3 separate regions of the Homo sapiens genome follow, and regions 2 and 3 are each linked to region 1. The links are chromatin contacts, found by Hi-C or POLR2A ChIA-PET in ENCODE. All regions are on one chromosome and are shown on one strand. Each heading gives the region's core, a stretch centred on a gene start or an enhancer-like site at or near the end of the contact. The rest is flanking DNA. Distances are from core to core; before and after follow the strand shown.

Region 1 (3,010 bases), core at 296-2,795:
TTTCTTAGTGTCAGAGTCAGCTTATGACACAGTCTCAAGGAGTCACTGCCACCTCTCTTATTTCCATGTCCCCAATTTCAAATTTATTTTATTTTATTTTATTTTTATTTATTTATTTTGAGATGGAGTCTCACTCTTGTTGCCCAGGAAGGAGTGCAATGGCATGACTTCGGCTCACTGCGACCTCTGCCTCCCGGATTCAAGCAATTCTCCTGCCTCGGCCTCCCGAGTAGTTGTAGTTGGGATTACAGGCATGCATCACCACACCTGGCTAATTTTGTATTTTCAGTAGAAACGAAGTTTCACCATGTTGGTGAGACAGATCTCGAACTCCAGACCTCAGGTGATCCACCCGCCTCGGCCTCCCAAAGTGCTGGGATTACAGGCGTGAGCCACCGCGCCCGGCCCCAATTTCAAATTTATCAGAAAGAGCTGCTTAGCTTTCAGTGTCCTAGCATGGACCCTGTTACATATAATGGTCTTTAGGCCACACTCCTTTTAGTTAGAAAACATGAGTGAGTGAGTTGGTATATTCTTCTTCTTCTTCTTTTTTTTTTTTTTTTTTTTGCTTATTCACTGTTAATTCCTCTTAAAAAATCAAAGGGTAGGAGAACTTTAAGCATTTCGAAAGAGACAGCTAATCAATACACATTATTCTCCAAACATTCTAGCAAATTCAAGGAAATTATAAAGTGCCTCCTAAAGACCTCTTCAGATATCTGTGTGCCTGCCCTTCAGAGAGAAAGTTTCCTCTTGGCACATAAAGAAGTCAAATTAGGCCCAGAAGAGACTATCCTTGTTGGAGTGTGAATGTCAAAGAAACTATCTTCAGTAAAAGAGCTTTCTCTCTCAGCATGCTCTGGAGAGAAGAATAACTTTGGTTATTGGTGATGCCTGTGAAATGCGTAGTGAAAGAGTTTTGGGGATCACAAGAACTGATATTTGTATGAAGTCTGAATGTCTTGATTAGTAGGGATTTTAGCTTCTCGCATCCTGGGTAAAGAAACTTTTTACTTCAGAGTGCACTGGGATTTGGAAGCTGCAAAAGGGATAGTACCCAGCCTCTCCCAAGAGAGGTGCTAAGTGCCTTTATCAGGGCTCAGTGGTACCTGCTTGGAAACAATCTCTTTAGATGTATGGAACAAACACTTGCCCATCTCCTCTGCCAACTTCAGAGCAAGGACCTGGTATGACTTTGGGGCCAGGACATTGTCCCCAGCCCAGAGGACAGCCCTGCTTGGAGGATATTTACAAATACTTTCCTGGTGACCAGGTTTCATAGCTTAGAGATTTCAAGAGAATTGGCTTAGAACAAAAGGCAGTCCCTAGGAACTGAAACTTAAAGAGTTTCACAATCGTTAATCAAGCTAAAGTTCACCTTTTCTGTGGGTGGGTGAGTCCCATGATTCCAGCTCAGTCTAGTCCAAATGGCCAGAGTCTCCTTTTGGGATCAAACCACAGCTGAGCACCCTCCCAGTCCCTGAGAGGAGGTCACATCTCTCACAGCCTCCTGAGTGTCAGAGGCTGCAGCCACCGGTGGTCCCTACACCAGTCAGTGTGGTCCAAGCTCAATGTCCCTGCTTATCAGTTTACAGAAATTATTCAGTATCTGTTTATACTGCAAGAACTAGCTCAGAAGCCCTAGTCACCTACCTCTGGGGGATAGTGCAGGAGCAATCTACTCAGCTCAAACACATTAGGAAGTAGCACTGTTTAGAGTATAATTCAAATGTCAATTTTTCCATTTTCCATCTGTATAACTTTGGTCATATACTTAACTTCTGTGAGCTTCAGTTCTCTTACCTATAAAATAGAAATAATATTTTATTTCTTAAATAATATAAATGATATAAAGCATGCACAGTGTTTAGCCCAAACCCTGGCATGGAGTAGGCCCTCAGTAAATGATGGATTTAAACTATGCCAGCAATATAAGACATGGAAGTGGAGGCTTCTCCTTCATTGAATTAGGGCAAGGCCTCCCTTCTTGGGCTTATGCCAACTGGGAGATGGTATTAGATCGGGGAACACCTTGGTGAAATCAGATCCAAGAGAACTAGGCTTGAGTTCAGAGTCCCTCTGGCTCTGAGGAGGTTTCTGTCAGGCCCCATGGCTGTGCCAGATTCTGCCGGAAACATTGTACTTTTTAGTAATTCTTGGTAGTCCATCTCTCAGGACAACCACGTTTTGGTTGATACATGATACATCTCTAAACCCTTGATTATACCAATGATCCAACTGAAAGACAGCTTGGGTCTCCTTATGGGGTCAAGGATGCTTCACAGAGCCTCTTAAAGCATCTAAAATGTACCAGACATTAATCTAAATGCTGGGGATAAGGAGATAAATAAACTAAATGCCTGCCCTCATGGGGCGTATATTCCCATGGGGAGACAGACAATAAACAAGAATGTAATTAATATAATATATAATACAAAAATTTAATATAATATAGTGTTATGAAAAAAAAAAGCAGCCGAGGAGATCAGAAAAGGCCTTTCTGGGGAAGTAATGTTTGAGCAGAATCATGGATTAAGTAATGAAGAAAAGCATTGAATGTCTGCGCTAAAACTGTCCTGTGCAAGTGGAATGACAAGCACCAATTTCCTGAACCAAGAGAGTGGTTGTTGGATTAGAGAACAGAAGGGGCTAAAGTGAGGTCAAACAAGGAGACAGAAGAAAGTGAGGTTGAGGGGTCAGGGTAAGCCAGATCTGCAGGGGTCTCACAGATCATGATAATGTCTTTGGAGTTTATTTTGAATGAGACAGGAAAACATGGGGGGTCTTTGTGATTGATCTGATTAATGTATTTAAATGATCACTCTGGTTGCCATAGGAAGAATAGACAATCAGCTGGTGAAGGTAGAAAAAGGAAGACTGGTGAAGACCCTTTTGCAGTGTTCCAGACAGGGGATGTTTGTGGGTTGGGGGAAGGTGGTATTGGTGGAGATAAGAACTGGCTGTGTTCAGGATATATTTTGAAAATGAAAGTGATAGTCCTTGTGGGATA
Region 2 (3,010 bases), core at 349-2,848, 210 kb before region 1:
TTTGTTTCTTTCACCGGACATACTTTTGAGATTCATTCATGTTGTGTATATCAGTAGATCATTTCTTTCTATCGCTGAGTAATATTCTATTCTTTGAATATGCCACAGTTTTAAAAAAACACTTTTGCCTGTTGACGTACATCTGGGTTTTTTCTAGTTTTTGGCTATTATGAATAAAGCTGCTATGAACATTTTTATATAGGGCTTTATGTAAGCATAGGTTTTCGTTTCTCTTGGGAAAATATCTAGGAGTAGAATTGCCCGGCCACAGGGTAGACATATGTTTAACTCTTTAAGAAACTACTAAACAGTTTTCCAAAGTTATTGCATCATTTTATACTCCCAGCAGCAATATATGAAAATTTGGATTGCTCCACATTCTTTCCAACATTTGATGTTGTTAATCTTTTCTTAAAAAATTTCAGTCATGTATGTGTGTATGTGTGTATATGTGTGTGTTTTACTTTGCATGAAACTTATAAATAATAAAGTTGAGTATCTTTATATGTGCTTGTTGGCCATTTGTATATCTTCTTTTGTGGCTGTCCAAGTCTTCTTTAAAAAATGATTTGTCTTTTTATTATTGATTTATAGAATTTCTTTGTATGTTCTATATGCAATGTATTTGTCAGAGAGATATATATTATATATATACATAATATTCACTATATATAGATATATTTTATATTTTATATATAAATTTTATATTTATATAATACATAAATATATTATCTATAATATATAAAATATATAAGTATATTATATATAATTTATATATAAAGTATAAATTATAAATATATAATATATATAATTTATATATAAAGTATAAATATATAATATATATAATTTATATATAAAGTATAAATTATAAAAATATATAATGTATATATATTTTATATTTTTATATCTAAAATATTCACTATATATAGCTCTATCTACATATCTATCTATCTACTGAATTTTTTTTCTCAGTGCGTGGCTTGTGATTTATTTTCTTGACGGTGTCTTGATGAGCAAATGTTTTACAGTTTTAGGTAGTACAGTCTATTAGTGTTTTTATTTTATGGTTTATGCTTTGTATGTTCTTGAAAAATGTTTGCCCATTGCAAGGTTGCAAACATTTTCTTCCACTTTTTTTTCCTTTGTAACTGTATTATTTTATATTTACATTTAACTCTATAACCCTTCTCATATGGGTTTTTTTGGATGTGGTGTGAGGTAGGGGTCAAGGTTCTTTCTCTCTCCCTTTTTGTTTTGGATATCCAGTTATTCCAACCCAGTCGTTGAAGAGATTTTTCTTTTGTCATTGAATTGCTTTATATATGGTTGTATTTCTGTACTCTATTTTGTTTCTAGTCCTGTTTTGTTTTCTGTTAGTAATGATTTTGAAATAGGAATAGATTGGGATTCTTAGATATATAGAAGTTAATGAATTAGTATAGTCTCACAATAAGCATTTTTTTTTAACCACTTGAAGACTTTTTCTTGTGTTCAATGAACACAAGATCACTTATTTGATCCTTATGTGAGTACTTGAGGGGAAGTGGTTACAAGGAGCCAGAGTGCTAGCGTGTTTTGGCTTTTACTTTCTGTTTTAAGCAACATCTTCCAAGAATAAGCTGAAATCAGGCAAGAATTAGCTGGTTTGAGAGCAAAAACAGAGGGAATAGAGAGAGTCTAGAAATGCAGGGGCTGACAGGGTTGGAAAACCCAGCTATTCCTGAACTGAAATAAGCTGCTGCCTTTCTATACAAACCTATTATTTCAAATGGTTGCAGTGTAGCTGCCATGAGTTGAGAGAGGTAAAAGCTAGGTCACATTTGACCTTTTGCAATTAGTTAAATTTTTTTGCTGAATTCTTACCCACTTATATTCCACCCAGTGTCTCTTTCTCTGGTGCTTTGGCTCAGGTGAACCAGAGGTCATGTCCTGGCTCTCCTTGGAGGGCCCATCTTTCCTTAGAATTCAGGTTACTTGTCCTATGATTGCAACTCTCTAATAGTTCAAGAAAAGCTCTGATTTGTAGTCTATCCGGCTTTATTGTTGTGAACGTTGGACAGATATATTTTTAGCTTTTTACATCCCATGTGGAAATAGAACTCCCAAGAGAGTGATTTAGAAAGATATTATTCATCTTGTAAGATAACTTCCTGTAGTATTCCTTTGAATCGCAATATCCATTACCATTCCCTTCAATCTGTTTCTTTATGGGATCTTACTCACCTGCCTCCAAACTGCTAGACTACATCTCCTGGAATGTGCAATTTGGCATGTATTTCTATTCTAAGTAACATGCACAGATCCTGGAAAAACTAAAAGACCCTGTTTGTTGATTAATTGATGAATGGAATGTATTTACCAATCTTCTCACCTGACAAATCCTTATCTGTCTTTCAAGACCAAAAGCAAATGTCACTTCTTCTGAGAAAGCTCTATGAGTTCCTTTAGGAAGAGTTAGTTATTTTTTCTCTATGCCTTCATAATACTTTGTACATTCCTCCACTAGATGATTTTTATATCTTTTAGTTTAGATTGTGAATAAGATTGGAGCATGACCAATTCTTCTTATTTTGTATCTTTAGGTGCCTAGAACAACGTGTGGTACTTATAATTATGACTCAGTTTGTCAAATGGATGCATAAAAATTGATTTTCTAAATGAGCTGCTGAATATCTTTGTTGAATGATTATACACATTGGGTTTTGCATTTATGTAACTTTTATGTACATGAAGAAATGTACTTGTAAATGTATGTGTATATGTGTGTGAGTGTGTTTCATCTCCTAATGATGCAGGTAATTGCAGAATTTGCTTAGGACAAAGATATGGCACCTCTGCCATCATTTTCTCCTTGTATGCCATACCGTGAGATAAACCACCTCTGTTCTTTTTCCTGTTGATCCCAGGCATGAATTTAGAATCTGATCTTTCAATAATAATTCCACCAATAAACCAGATATTTCCCCTTCCTTAATCTAAGAGGCTCCTATCACAATAAGCGGGGGGGTCA
Region 3 (3,010 bases), core at 195-2,694, 150 kb after region 1:
CCGAGTGTAATCACCCACCTTCAGACCCTGTGTAGGCACCGTATAGGATAGGGTAGGGTAGCAGGTGACACAGCTGGAAAAGCAGATGGGGGTCAAGTCGGGCCTTCCAAGGTTTGGACTTTATCTTACAGGCAGTGGGGAGCTGTTGAGAGCATTTTGAGTGGGGCAGTGACACTGCTGGCTCTGCATTTTGGAAAGGTGGTTTTCAGAGCAGTTTGGATGATGCTGGGGAGTAGCTGACAGGTTGAAGATCAGTCCTGAGGAGCAGGTCAGTGAAACATGATAAGGGCATTGGCATTCAGTCTGGGGCGTGAGCAGTGAGGCGGTCACCCAGGCTGGCTTGAGGGGCAGCACAAGCACACAAGCCCAAATCATATCCGAGGAGAAGTGCAGATCCACTTGGAGGAGCCAGGTTTGCCTTACATCCAAGAGGCAAGCTCAAGGCTAGTGATGAGCCAGAGGGCAGGGGCAGAGCAGATGAAGGGACTCCATGAGAGCGCAGGGCCAGGGTGGGACGCCAGGGCCGCTAGTGTGAGGGCTACTGCTGGAAAGGGCCGCAGGGCCCGAATTGAATGTGGGTGTGCATGAGTGCATGTATGTGTGTTGGGCGTATGTGTGGATAGTGATGCATGCATGCACATGTCCTGGGCTGGGAGGAGAGGGCACTGGGTTAAAGGGTGACAGACTAGGGGATAATGAGGGCCCCCAAAGGCTTGGAGGGGAGACACACAGGCAGGAGTAGGTCTTAACACCCACATGGGCACTCAACCCTTGGCCATCTCTGTAGCTGCAGAAAGCAGAGCAGTGAGCTTCCCAAAACAGTTTTGTTGCCTTGGTCATGCATCATACTGGAAGGCAGCGCCTGCAGCAACTCCCAGCTGTCCAGCTCAGGAGTCCCGCCACTGTGCCCCAGGCACCTACTTAGCACGTGATACCAGAGACACAGACATGAAAACCCGGTCTTAAAAACAAAAACAAAAACAAAAAACTTGAATCAAACTCCTTTCCGGCACTTTCCACTGATTTTCTAGACGTTTGTCCTCTGTGCTCAGGGCTGAGGAAACCGGCTTGCCTGCAGGCTGGTCGTTCCAGGGGGTTCCTTTGAAAACTTCCTGCGGTGTCCAGGAGCGAGCAGCCTGCTGCACACAGGACGCAATGCCTGCTGAAATCCCAGATGAAAGTGAGCGGCATCGCCGAGACAAGGCTAGATCCTTTTCAGCACAGCGATCCCTTCCTTCCTCCTTTCCTCCCACAGCTCGGCTAGAGTTTTCTGCCCAGAGGAACTCTGTGAGAGCGTTTCAGAGCCATCCGGGCCGCTTGCCCCCAATAGGGCTACGCTGGCTGGCTGACCCCCCTCCTGCTGGGGGGTACTGTACCCACGGCCCGGGGCTTCTCTATCCCTCTCCTCCCCTCCCGCTGCTGACGCACGCTTCCTATAATAAGCCTCTGTTACTTGGAGCAGGGGCGGCTCCGTAGTAAGCCGAAACCGCTACTATATTTACACCCTTTCCACATTTAGACAAAGGCTATTTTTAACAGAAGGTCTATTTGTGGGGGTTGCCCACGTCACACTGTTCACATGCATCTCACCATCCTCAGTCTGTTCTTCTGATTTCACACTTGTACCGGGCCTCTCTCCTTCTCTCTCTCCCCTTCTCTCCATCATTTTTCTTTCGTTTATTTCTTCCTTTCTCCAATGTCCTTCCTTTCTTTAATCAGATTGAGGTCTTTGGCAGGCTATTTTGCCAGAGTCCTTCAGGGGACAGCGAGGCCCTGTCCTCACGGAGCAGAGTGGGCAGTGCGGCCACGTGCTGGGCTGTGAACTGTTCTTGGCACCTACTGTGGGGACCAGCAGAGACCCCAGTCCCCAGAGGCTCCATATGGGCCTGTTCTGCCTCCAAGTTTATGTGGGCAGGATGCTGGGATCATGACAGCCTGGCCTTTTCTCCTCATGCCAGTCTAGTTTTATTGGTGGGAGAGGAGAGTGTGTGTGTGTGTGTGTGTGTGTGTGTGTGTGTGTGTGTGTGTGTGTGTGTGTTGGGGAAGGGGTGGTGAGCAAGGTCAGAGGAAAATAAGTCAATGGGGTCATCATTCATGCAGAACACTTTTTCAACTTAAATATTAATTTTATCAGATTTGTCTAAGATGACAGAGTTTTTGTTTGGGTGAAAGGAGGTTTCATATTTCCTAGATTCATAATCCACTTAGGAAAAAGGAGGGGGGATGCACGGAGTTAGCACATATTAAGTGCCTGCTGTAGTCAAGCCCTGTTGGACACCAGGGACATCTGGACCTTGACAACGGAGCGAAGGGGTGGTCCTGCCTGCACCAGGTTTCAGGTGAGGAGATTGAGGCCCACAGAGATCCGGGACTGGCCTCACTTAGCTGGTAAGTGGCTGTGCTGGGACTTAAATCTATGTGTCTGGCTACCAACTGCATGCTGGCCCCAAATCTCAGACCTCCCCCATTGTTACTTTTTCGGCTCTCTAAAAAATCAGCAATCTTCATTAACACTGTTTCTGTTATTTTCTTTCCCTCGTTCTGCTCCTCTCCTCACCCTCCCACCCCAATGAGAAGAGACCTTTCCCACCTCAGAACCCCATCTGCACTTCCTTGGTCTACTTCTTCAGTTGATGAGTCATCTGAAATACAGACATGTCAGAATCTAAAAAGGACACCAGAAAAGGCCTTGTGGGCACTAAAGGGTCCCAGAGAAACCCCATGTTGTCAAATCCCATGTTTTTCCTCCCAACAGTCAATTTGGATTATAGCTTACTGCATTTTTGAGAGAGGAGAGCTGAGATTTGAATCCACATCAGACTGTGCTGGAAACAGAATACAGAGCCCATCGTAGGATGTACTTCCCTCTGTAGCCTAGTTTCTGAAAGTGTCATTAAACATGTGGGAACCAAATGCCCCCTGAGTCCCCATATTCAAGCCTTTAAAATTGCAGATTCTGGTTCAGACATTTCCTGGAGACTCTGATAAGAGATTATTGTCTTCTTCGTGT

The links. Hi-C counts contacts between places; a loop is a spot of excess contacts on that map. ChIA-PET counts read pairs that join two places held with the same protein, here RNA polymerase II (POLR2A). Pooled maps may share reads with other maps.
Region 2: a pooled map shows a loop between it and region 1 (3-fold over the local background). The contact joins two enhancer-like sites. A Hi-C loop is called at or near these places in 4 of 37 single-sample maps with no recorded cell type and 4 of 50 pooled maps.
Region 3: a map with no recorded cell type shows a loop between it and region 1 (2.9-fold over the local background). The contact joins two enhancer-like sites. A Hi-C loop is called at or near these places in 3 of 37 single-sample maps with no recorded cell type and 3 of 50 pooled maps. POLR2A ChIA-PET finds 5 or more read pairs at or near these places in 1 of 52 experiments (activated T-cell).

Annotation. Positions count from the first base shown.
Region 1 is chr9:99,512,231-99,515,240 of GRCh38, reverse strand. No RefSeq gene overlaps it. Among named protein-coding and RNA genes, the nearest start is that of NAMA, 140 kb to the right of the region's middle. Within about 2 kb of position 1,545, at least 3 of the 41 ENCODE cell types and tissues checked have a DNase peak (open chromatin) inside an H3K27ac peak, as active enhancers do.
Region 2 is chr9:99,719,424-99,722,433 of GRCh38, reverse strand. All of the region lies in intron 2 of LOC101928438 (a long non-coding RNA gene), which reads left to right. All of the region lies in intron 2 of LOC124902234 (a long non-coding RNA gene), which reads right to left. Among named protein-coding and RNA genes, the nearest start is that of NR4A3, 100 kb to the left of the region's middle. Within about 2 kb of position 1,598, at least 5 of the 41 ENCODE cell types and tissues checked have a DNase peak (open chromatin) inside an H3K27ac peak, as active enhancers do.
Region 3 is chr9:99,366,990-99,369,999 of GRCh38, reverse strand. It overlaps NAMA (non-protein coding RNA, associated with MAP kinase pathway and growth arrest), which reads left to right. Exons shown (of 6, transcript NR_102271.1): 4 at 2,192-2,339. The region is part of intron 2 of LOC124902232 (a long non-coding RNA gene); the gene reads right to left. Among named protein-coding and RNA genes, the nearest start is that of NAMA, 6.8 kb to the left of the region's middle. RefSeq lists enhancers at 330-911, 1,398-1,447. Within about 2 kb of position 1,444, at least 15 of the 41 ENCODE cell types and tissues checked have a DNase peak (open chromatin) inside an H3K27ac peak, as active enhancers do.